2 separate regions of the Homo sapiens genome follow, and region 2 is linked to region 1. A link is a loop called in an ENCODE intact Hi-C map of the cell type or tissue named here. Cell type or tissue: PC-9. All regions are shown on one strand. Links, peaks and the distances in the headings refer to the core of each region. The heading gives the core; the rest is flanking DNA.

Region 1 (5,003 bases), core at 366-4,365:
TTCTACCCCTGCAGCCTGCTGGAACCTGCTGTGGCAGCAGCATCTAGCCAGGGCCGCCAAGTGCTGGGTCGCTCCACCCACAGCAAGATGGGCCGTGCTGGTCAGGGCTCCACGGAAAAAGCACAAATAAATCAAACACCAGCTCCTACTTAAGATCTGATGAAATTCTCCATTTCCGCTCCAAATTGAATTCCTCCCGAAGGATGGGAGCAGCTCCTGGGAGTAATGAAGGCACTCCTTCCTCCTCTGCTAGAAACATGTTTTAGATTAACAGACGCAGTCTTCTAATCTGGGTGGGTAGGTAGTGTTCAGGAACAGCCTTGAGAAAGTGTTTTCAGACCAGACATGATATTTTTAATCTCGAGGGGCAAGGCGGCAGACATGCAATACGCTTGGCCTCTGTGGAGGAGGCAGCCCCAGAGGTGGTCTGCTGGGGAAGAATGACAACACGGGAGTGTGGCTGCAAGCCACCCCTGCCTGCCACCTCCTTTTCCTCCACCACTTGGAGCCAAAAAGAATTTATGGTGGGGAATAGAAGCAAGAGGGCTTGTGTTTTTTGAGATTTGAAATATCACTTTCCTGCCCATCTCTTATTTGGGAAAAATAATCAACTCTGTGATTTAAAAAAAAAAAAAAAAGACAAGAAAGAAACGTTTTTAGGATGAAGATGTCATTGAAGTGATTATCTTCCATTCTCTGTAATGATGATGAATCGACAGTCTGGCATTTGTAGAGGCAGTTGACACAGACCCTTTCAAGGGGAAAAAAAGAAACAGTTTTCCAGTGAGGCTTGTCAGGGGGAAGACTGATCGCCGGCAGGCCGGCTCGGACCATGAGCACAGTTCCAAGAATGCAGGGATGAGGAGGAGCCGGGCTGGGCTGTTGAGTCCAGGCTGAGGTAGGAGTGCAGTGTTTTACAGGTCCGTTCTGTTTTGTGGGTGGACATGGGTAGATTACCTGTTGGGAAAGAAATACTTAATATTATTCCTTGAAGTGAGCTAAAGAGAATTACTTTTCTTCACTCACTGTTGAAGAAAAGCAATCTAAAAAAAGAGGTTAAATCTACTTAACATGAGACGTTCAGACATTTAGTGCCCAAGGGAGGGAAGGAAATTCTCCTTGAAAGAATATTCTGTTGGTCCTTTTATGTCAGGATTTTGTTAACAGCCTTTGAGAAAGGTTATCAAAACCTTACTCCATGTTTTTGGTTTAGTTTTTAAAAGAAGCCTTTTCCTTCATAGGGAAATAGCCCCAGAGTATCCAGTATGTCAAACCCAACCTTAGAGGGCCAAACGGGCCCCGGAGGCTTTCGATTCAGGTTCCCAGCCGGAAAATTGCTTTTCAGGGAGAAGGTCATGTTTTCCGCAGATAGTGGGGTCATTTGTATGGTTAAACGCCCTTCCTTCTGAGCCGGCAGGATGTTCAGACTTGGCCTCCCTCAGAGGACAGTAGGAAGTACATTTACCCCCGACTCAGAAGAAAGGATTGAAGATGGGAAGGGGAAATTTAGGTGGAATTCTGGCAACGCTGGGTCCTGTCCCAAGCCCAACAAGATGGACTGAGGCCGGGGTCGTGTCTCCAGAACATTGAAGGGTGGGGAGGGAAGTGTGGTGCAGACAACAAGGACTGCTCAAGGGGAAAAAATGAAAGGGTGGGAGAAAGAAGTGCCACCCACCCTCCCCACAGCTGCTTTTGTGCATTCCTTCAGGCCCTCGCAGACTTTTATATTTGCATAAATGGGCCCTGGTGAGGCTTCCACACTGGGACAGAAGAGCAGGCAGGTCCCCGGACAGTGGAGGCTTTTTCTTCATGAATAGTCTTAGAGCGATTTCGCAGTCATCCACTCGTGGAAGCTTCCTGGCTGGAGTCCGCCCTCCAGTCTCTGTAAGGACGTGCGTGTCTGTCTTTCTGGCTGCAGACCCTGCCCACGCAGGCTTGCCCTCCAGCCTGTTTATAAGGCCTGAAGTTACTTCTGTCTTGTTTTAGCCCAAAGGGTGAACTGCTGCCAGCAGTATGTCTGGAATGTTATTTACTTGGTACATTTCTGTGGCTTTTTGTAGCATTGCACATGCCAGAGCCATTTACTTGAAAATGCCAGGTTGCACAGTTTGTCTTCTCAACGGGGTGACTTTCTCAGTTAGGGGAGTTTAGTTCCTGTGTCTCTCAGTTTCTTCCTTCCTTCCTTGTTTTTTTTTTTCCCCTGAGTTAGTGCTCTGAACAATACTGTTGGTGCCTGTTGCATCGCACCCCTTTATCCTGAGTGCCCCAACTCCACTTGTAATTTCTGGGGTTTCTGGTGTCCTCTTCAGAGCACCTGGCAGATGCTTTTTCATTTGCATGCCTGCCCTGTTATTACTTCACATGAAAGCTGTCTGTTTTGGCAGACATGACTACCATGATTGCAGTTGAGCTCTCTGAGCTGAATGGGTGATGTTGTGTAAGGGAACTCGAGGTGGGGTTTTCTCTAATGGTGGCTGTGGGAGTGGAAGAAAAACCTGCGAGCAGTCTTGGCTTGTGCCGAGCCGACATGATAGCAAACAAATGACTTTTGAAGGGAGGAACCGGTGTGTACAGTTTCCTAATTTGGAAGGTTTCACAACTGTTTTTGTTCAACTGATGGAGGAGAGATTTTTTTAAGGGCAAATTCTTCATTAGGAAGACTGTAAACAAGTCCTGGAAAAAGGATAATTGCTGAAGGAGGAGGCATGGAAGATATTTGATGGGCCTCTTTCGTCAGCTCCCCTTCTTCCCATTCCACCTATGCAGTTTTAATGGTGATATTTTGGGTTTTAACACAAGGTATGGAAAATGAGATTAGATAAATCTCCCTGTCTGGTGCCAGTCCTGGGGCCATTTGCACACCTGGGTGGGATAACTCCCTGCCTTCTTTCTGTCAGCATAATTTTGTTCTGTCATGTGAGTCTATAAGCACTTGCAGATATGATGGAAAAGCTTGGCCTTACACGGTCTCGGCCTTTATTCGGGCCTCCTGGAAACCTCAGCCATCCCCGGCACCTGCTCGTTTGTTAACATCATAGCCAGCTCCCCGTGCAGAATGGAACATTTTCTGCTCCATTCTTCTTGGCTTTTTCTGTCCTTCTGCATGACTTCTCAATTTGTTTGTAAGCTGCTCAGATTTTTGGCTGAAGGGTCTTCTTTGATCACTCTCCTGACAGCTTAGGCTTCACACTGTCACACCTGCTCTTCTTTTACAGTCCAGATTTCAGAGTAAATGCTTCCATTGCCTTGTAATTTTTGTTTTGAGTGTAAAACTTTGGTGCAGGTTACTTATTACAGGTAATAGCCGTTTGATGATGGAGAAAACTGGTTGGCAGAAACGGCCACCTGAACTACAGCCAGAAACATAAACTGCCACTTTATTTATGTCTGAAAGCATCTAAGCCGCAAGCCTATCTGTCATGATCTAGCATGCACATGATAATAACAGGCTTGCCAGGCTAGGAAAGCTGCCCCATCGGATGGCCATGAGGACAGGCTCTAACAAGACTCTGTGCATTTTCTCCCCCATTATCCACAGCCCACACATCATGTTCCTCTCTCAGAGCATCTTGACAGGAGGGAACCATCTCTGTGGGACCCGCCTCTGCCATGAAATTGCCCATGCCTGGTTTGGCCTAGCCATCGGGGCCCGAGACTGGACGGAGGAGTGGCTGAGTGAAGGCTTCGCCACTCACTTGGAGGATGTGTTTTGGGCCACAGCACAGCAGGTGGGTTAAAGTGACCCTAAGTATTTCACTACCCAGAGTCAAATTCCATTTCTGGTCATTTGCTCACCCAACAGCTATGGACTGAGGGCCTACTATGCACTAGGCACAAATTTTGCTGGGGAGATGGCTGCATAAATAAGAGAGGGAAGCCCCTACTCCCCACAGGATTTACAATCTAGAGATGGGAGAGAGAGTAGACAAGTGAATCAGTAATGGGTCAAGTGTTGGAGTACTGTGAAGAGAAATGAGACCCATAGAGGGGCAGTGGGTCCTATTTTAGAAGGTAGTAAGAGAAGGCCTCTCTGATAAGGAGATATTTGAGCAGAGATGTGAAGAAAAGGTCATGCTATAGCATACTCAAGCACTTCTTTGTGGTTGTGATTGTGGTGACTTGTGTGTGTGCAGTGTATGTGTGTGTGTTTTAAATAAAGAGATTAAAACATAAATCCAGAGTCATCTCAGATGTCTGCTCACAAGTAGTGAATGAAGAATGAAGCAGGGGCGGTATAGATTAGGGAATGGTGAGAACTGTGGCAAACTGACAGCAGCTACTCAGCTCTAACCAATTGTCATGGTGAAGGAAGGAGGGCTCAATATAACCTACACTATTAGTTTTTTAAGGTAACTTATAATTCTGGACTTTTATGTGAAGTTTACTAATTTAAAAAATACCACGCAAGACAAACATACCCAGAAGCCAGACCTGGTGCACACGCTCCCAGTTTGCAACCTCTACCTTAAAGCATTGGCCACCAGTTCCAATGAGGATGATAAGCAACTAAGCTGCTTCGTGCTTACTTTCAAGTTCCTATTTTTGTTGTTGTTGTTGTTGTTGAGACGGAGTCTAGCTCTGTCGCCCAGGCTGGAGTGCAGTGGCACGATCTTGGCTCACTGCAACCTCCACCTCCTGGGTTCAAGCAATTCTTCTGCCTCAGCCTCCTGAGTAGCTAGGATGACAGGCACATGTCACCATGCCCAGCTAATTTTTGTATTTTTAGTAGACGGGGGTTTCGCCATATTGGCCAGTCTGGTCTCGAACTCCTGACCTCGTGATCCGCCCACCTTGGCCTCCCAAAGTGCTGGGATTACAGGCGTGAGCCACCGCGCCCAGCCTCAAGTTCCTAATGTTTAGGTCACTTTTTTCCCCCTGTCATCTCTGTCCCTTATACACTGGACTATTTGGCATTTTCCAAAATTCCCAAGTTTGTGCATACCTGCATGATATTGTTCAAGGTCCTTTGTCTGTTGAAATCTTATTTATTTTTCACTAACCAG
Region 2 (5,003 bases), core at 603-4,602, 250 kb before region 1:
AAGAAATAAGCATAAGACACCAGAAAAATACGAATTTAGTGAAGGTCGAACAAACACTTTTTTCCCAGTGGCTATGAAAGAGAGAAGCAAGCATCTTTAAACGCTGGCAATTATGCAGATGGCAGAAAGAATAAAGACTGAATTTCATTCCCACATAAGGGAGAGTATAAGGGAGAGTATTAGGGAGACAAAAAGCAACCTGAAGCGTTTACAGTTTTGAGTGAGCGGACAGCCCAGCAAGCATTTAGAACTCATTATCTGAGCTGTGAAAAATGACCCTCAGAAATCACTGAAATTAATCAAGAAGTTAAACATTTATTAAAAACAAGCTTAGAGATTATAGGAGAAAGGTCGAGTCCAGAGACTCCAACAAAGCTGAATCAGCTGATTTCTGGGCTGTGAAATGTGTGGTGCTCAATTTAGGGCACAAGGTTCAGATGCAGGTAAGGCCTCTGGAGCCCCGTCGGGCCGGACCTGAGCCTGCATATGGGGAAATCGCTGTTGTTGTCAGCCGCTCTTGCAAAAAGCTGATGATGTGGCTGTTGAACAACCTGGGACCCTTGACCCTGCCATGACGTTTGTACCAATGTGGGTGTCTGGGTGACATTCAAAATTAAATAAATCAAACTTAAATTACCAAGTTCTAGACTCCAATGTCCAGGGAAATGCCACATTTTGCTGTGGGCGACAGAATTTTGCCCCCTCCACGCTTTTTGTCATAAGGGTCAAATAAACAGGATCATTGAACAGACAGAGTGGGCTCTGATGTGCTTCTCAGCTGGACACTGAACACGGGCAGTACTGTAGTGATGTCCCCAGGAGCGATTGTGCAGGAGTGAGGTGGGGCAGACGGCTTTTCCTGCTGGCTGCTGAGTTGGTGCCATATACATCTCTGCTGCCCGAGGCAGGAGTAACATTGAGCCAATACCATATCCTGTTGAATTTTGCCAAAATGAGAACGCACAGAATCCTCAGATGGTCAAGTGGGAGAAACAAAAAGAAAAATGTTCTGTCCTCCTACCTTGGTCTAATTATTTACTTTCTTTCTTTTTTTTTTTTTTTTTTTTTTTTTTGAGACGGAGTCTCAGTCTGTCGCCCAGGCTGGAGTACAGTGGTGTGATCTCAGCTCACTGCAAGCTCCGCCTCCCGGGTCCACGCCATTCTCCTGCCTCAGCCTCCCGAGTAGCTGGGACTACAGGCAACCGCCACCACGCCTGGCTAATTTTTGGTATTTTTAGTAGAGACGGCGTTTCACCGTGTCAGCCAGGATGGTCTCGATCTCCTGACCTCGTGATCCGCCCGCCTCGGCCTTCCAAAGTGCTGGGATTACAGGCATGAGCCACCGCGCCCGGCGATGTTTAGAGTTTTTTTAAAATCAGGTTACAAAATGGTGTAAGCCAAATTAAAATGTACAGAGAAACCAAAAGAGGACGGCAACATGCCTCAGTGAAATAGTGACTGCATCTGAGTAGCTGTTTTTTCTGTTTCTTCAGACTTTGCTGCACTTCCCCAATCCTCCATAATAGCAACAGCAGAAGCACAGCCTGTGGGGCTAGCCTTGCTTTAAGCATTAGCTGCTGTTATTCCCAGCGTTGTTACTCGTATCATCAAAAGTTGATAAACTGAAAGCTGAGAAAAAGACCAAAGGTTAGAGGGAAACATTTAGAAATGTGTTAGAGACTTGTTTTTAAAGAAACTTTTAATTTTGAACGAATTTTAGGTCTACACTGCAAAGATAATTTAGAGAGACCCTTCCCCCCGTCCCGGTTTCCCCAGTTGTGAACATCTTACATCACCGTAGTACATGTGTCAAAACTAGGAGATTACGACTGGTACATGACTTAACTAAACCCCAGACTTCGTTTGAAATTTACTTGTTTGGCTGGGCGTAGTGGCTCACACCTATAATCCCAGCACTTTGGGAGGCTGAGGCAGGTGGATCACTTGAGGTCGGGAGTTTGAGACCAGCCTGACCAACATGGAGAAACCCTGTCTCTACTAAAAATACAAAATTATCCCGGCGTGGTGGTGGGTGCCTGTAATCCCAGGTACTCAGGAGGCTGAGGCTTGAGAATCACTTGAACACAGGGGGCAGAGTTTGCAGTGAGCCGAGATGGCACCACTTCACTCCAGCCTAGGGGAAAGAGCTAAACTCTGTCTCAAAAAAAAAGAAAAAAGAAAAAAAAGAAAAGTAATTCACCTGTTTTTCCACTTAGGGACTCTTTCTGTTTTAGGAGGATGAGATTTTTGAATGTTAACTAATGTCCCCCTTTTTTTATATTTTAATTGTGAAACATACGTAGAAGTTCATAAAACAAAATGCACTATTTAAAGGAAAATGAAAAGTTCAAGGAATGGAATGATGCCAGTCTCCTGGTATCCTTTTTCTGACTCGCCACCCAGAGGTAATCATTACCCTGACTTTTATGGCAATAATATCCTTGCTTTTCTTGGTAGTGTTACTGTCCAGCTATAATCTCCTCAGTAAAGTAGTTGTGCCTGTTTTTGAACTTTATGTACATGAACGCATGCTGTATATTCTTTTGTTCAAGGTTATCTGGTTGTTGTGTGGTGTGTGTGTCTATGGCTCATTCATTTTCATTGCTGTGTGGTACTCGACTGAGATGCTCTTTGATATTTTCTCCTGCTCCCTGCCCTTCCCTAATCAAATAGACCTTCTGCCTCCATGTCCCAGGGATGGCAATATAACCACAGAAAATCAAATTAAAATTATTTATTATTATTTCAAAAGCCCACATCCTCACGGATTTAAACGAGATTTATAGCAGGATTTCTCAACCTCCACCCTATTGACGTTAGACCTAATAATTCATTTGTTGTGGGGATGTCCTGTTCAGTGCAGGATGTTTAGCAGCTTCCCTGGGCTCTACCACTAGGTGCCAGTAGCATCCACGGCCCTCCAGTTGTGAGAACCAAAATGTCTCCAGATATTATTGCCAAACATCCCCAGGGAGGCAAAGTCACCCCAGATGAGAGCCACTGTGAGAAGAAGGAAAGGAAAAAATCAGTTGGGGAAAATGCAGACTGCAGAAGCAACCTGCCTGAAAAGTTACAGCAACAGGCAAAAATGAAACAACCTTGGGGAAAAAAAAAAACAAAAAACCTCAGGCTGCACCTGCGCACAGATAAGCAACTTAGTGAGCTCCCAGGAAAAAAGTTTCTTCCCTTTTTTCAGGCATATATACGGTGGAAACTTGCACAGATGGGGAGGGGGCTTACCTAAAACAAACCCACAGTTAATACAAACTAGAAAAGCAGAATTCGTGATGGCCTAGAGACATACCCACGGCTGCGTAACAGAAGGGGAATTGCACAGACAGCTTTACTGATAAGAGAAGTGACTCAAACTGCTAGAGATAAGAGTTTCTGATAAAAGCTTTTGAACTCAGCTGTAACCCCGCAATCCACTCGGAATCCTCTCTCCTCTGCAGAGAGCGTTTTTTCTGTCACTTTTTTTTTCTTTTTCCTTTTTTTTTTTTTTTTTTTTTTGAGATGGAGTCTCTCTCTGTCGCCCAGGCTAGGGTGCAGTGCCGCAGTCTCGGCTCACTGCAAGCTCCGCCCCCCGGGCTCACGCCATTCTCCCGCGTCAGCCTCCCGAGTAGCTGGGACTACAGGCGCCCGCCACCTCGCCCGGCTAATTTTTTTGTTTTTGTTTTTGTATTTTCAGTAGAGACGGGGTTTCACTGTGTTAGCCAGGATGGTCTCGATCTCCTAACTTTGTGATCTGCCCTCCTCGGCCTCCCAAAGTGCTTTTTTTTTTTTTTTTTTTTTGGAGACAAGAGTCTCGCTCTGTTGCCCAGGCTGGAGTGCAGTGGTGCAATCTCGTCTCTACTCCAATAGAAATGTAATTGGTTTTTGTATATTGATCCTGTATCCTGCAAACTTGTACTTGTTACTAGCTCTAATAGGTTTTTTTGGTTTGTCTTTGTGTGTTCTTTGGATTTTCTATATACAAAACCATGTCATCTGCAGATGCAAAGAATTTTGCTTCTTCCTTACCAATCTGGGTTCCCTTTATTTCTTTTTCTTGACTAATTGTTCTGGTTTTATTTTTTTTTTAACAATTTTCTCTTAAGCTTCTCTTCTGCCAAGCCATGGAATCATGTTAGTAGTCAGTTTGGGATCTTCCCTGCTTTCCTGGAGTTGTGTCTAATTTTTTTTTTTTTTTTTTTTTTTTGAGGCAGAGTCTAGCTCTGTCGCCCAGGCTGGAGTGCAGTGGTGCGATCTCGGCGCACTGCAACCGCCGACTCCCGGGTTCAAGCGATTCCCCTGCCTCAGCCTCTGGAGTAGCTGGGATTACAGGCGCCTGCCACCATGCCCAGCTAATTTTTTGTATTTTTTAGTAGAGATGGGGGGCTGGGCGCGGTGGTTCACGCCTGTAATCCCAGCACTTTGGGAGGCTGAGGCGGGCGGATCAGCTGAAGTCAGGAGTTCGAGATCAGCCTGGGCAACACGGTGAAACCCCATCTCTACTAAAAATACAAAATCAGCCGGGCATGGTGACACATGCCTGTAATCCCAGCTACTCAGGAGGCTGAGGCAGGAAATCGCTTGAACCTGGGAGGCGGAGGATGTGGTGAGCCGAGATCGCGCCATTGCACTGCAGCCTGGGCAACAAGAGTAAATCTCCGTCTCACCAAAAAAAAACAAAGAAAACAAAAAAGGAAAGAAATTAAGAAAACAATCCAATTCAATTAACAATAACATCCAAAAGAATGAGATATTGAATAAATTTAACAAAAGAAATGTGAGTCTTGGCCGGGCATGGTGGCTCACACCTGTACTCCCAGCACTTTAGGTGGCCGAGGCAGGCGGATAACGAGGTCAGGAGATCAAGACCCTCCTGGTTAACACAGTGAAACCCCATCTCTACTGAAAATACAAAAAATTAGCCAATGGCCGGGCATGGTGGCTAACGCCTGTAATCCCAGCACTTTGGGAGGACGAGGCGGGCAGATCACAAGGTCAGGAGGTCGAGACCA

The links. Hi-C counts contacts between places; a loop is a spot of excess contacts. Peaks named below come from ENCODE experiments on the same cell type or tissue, not always from the same donor. Only the 100,000 strongest peaks of a DNase experiment are listed, where the experiment ranks them.
Region 2: a loop joins it to region 1, with 3 times the contacts of the local background. A loop is called at or near these places in 3 of 110 quality-filtered maps.

What each region holds. Positions count from the first base shown.
Region 1 is chr9:94,920,448-94,925,450 of GRCh38, forward strand. AOPEP (aminopeptidase O (putative)) reads left to right here. Exons shown (of 17, transcript NM_001193329.3): 6 at 3,539-3,728. Among named protein-coding and RNA genes, the nearest start is that of AOPEP-AS1, 23 kb to the right of the region's middle. In PC-9, for the core only: no CTCF peak of the experiment used is centred there; DNase peaks (open chromatin) are centred at 834, 1,374, 2,054 and 2,474; H3K4me3 peaks cover 2,930 bases; H3K27ac peaks cover 4,000 bases.
Region 2 is chr9:94,666,124-94,671,126 of GRCh38, forward strand. No RefSeq gene overlaps it. Among named protein-coding and RNA genes, the nearest start is that of FBP1, 29 kb to the left of the region's middle. RefSeq lists an enhancer at 2,977-3,116 and a silencer at 3,104-3,398. In PC-9, for the core only: CTCF peaks have their summits at 2,917 (motif pointing right) and 3,119; DNase peaks (open chromatin) are centred at 2,948 and 3,388; H3K4me3 peaks cover 1,218 bases; H3K27ac peaks cover 1,227 bases.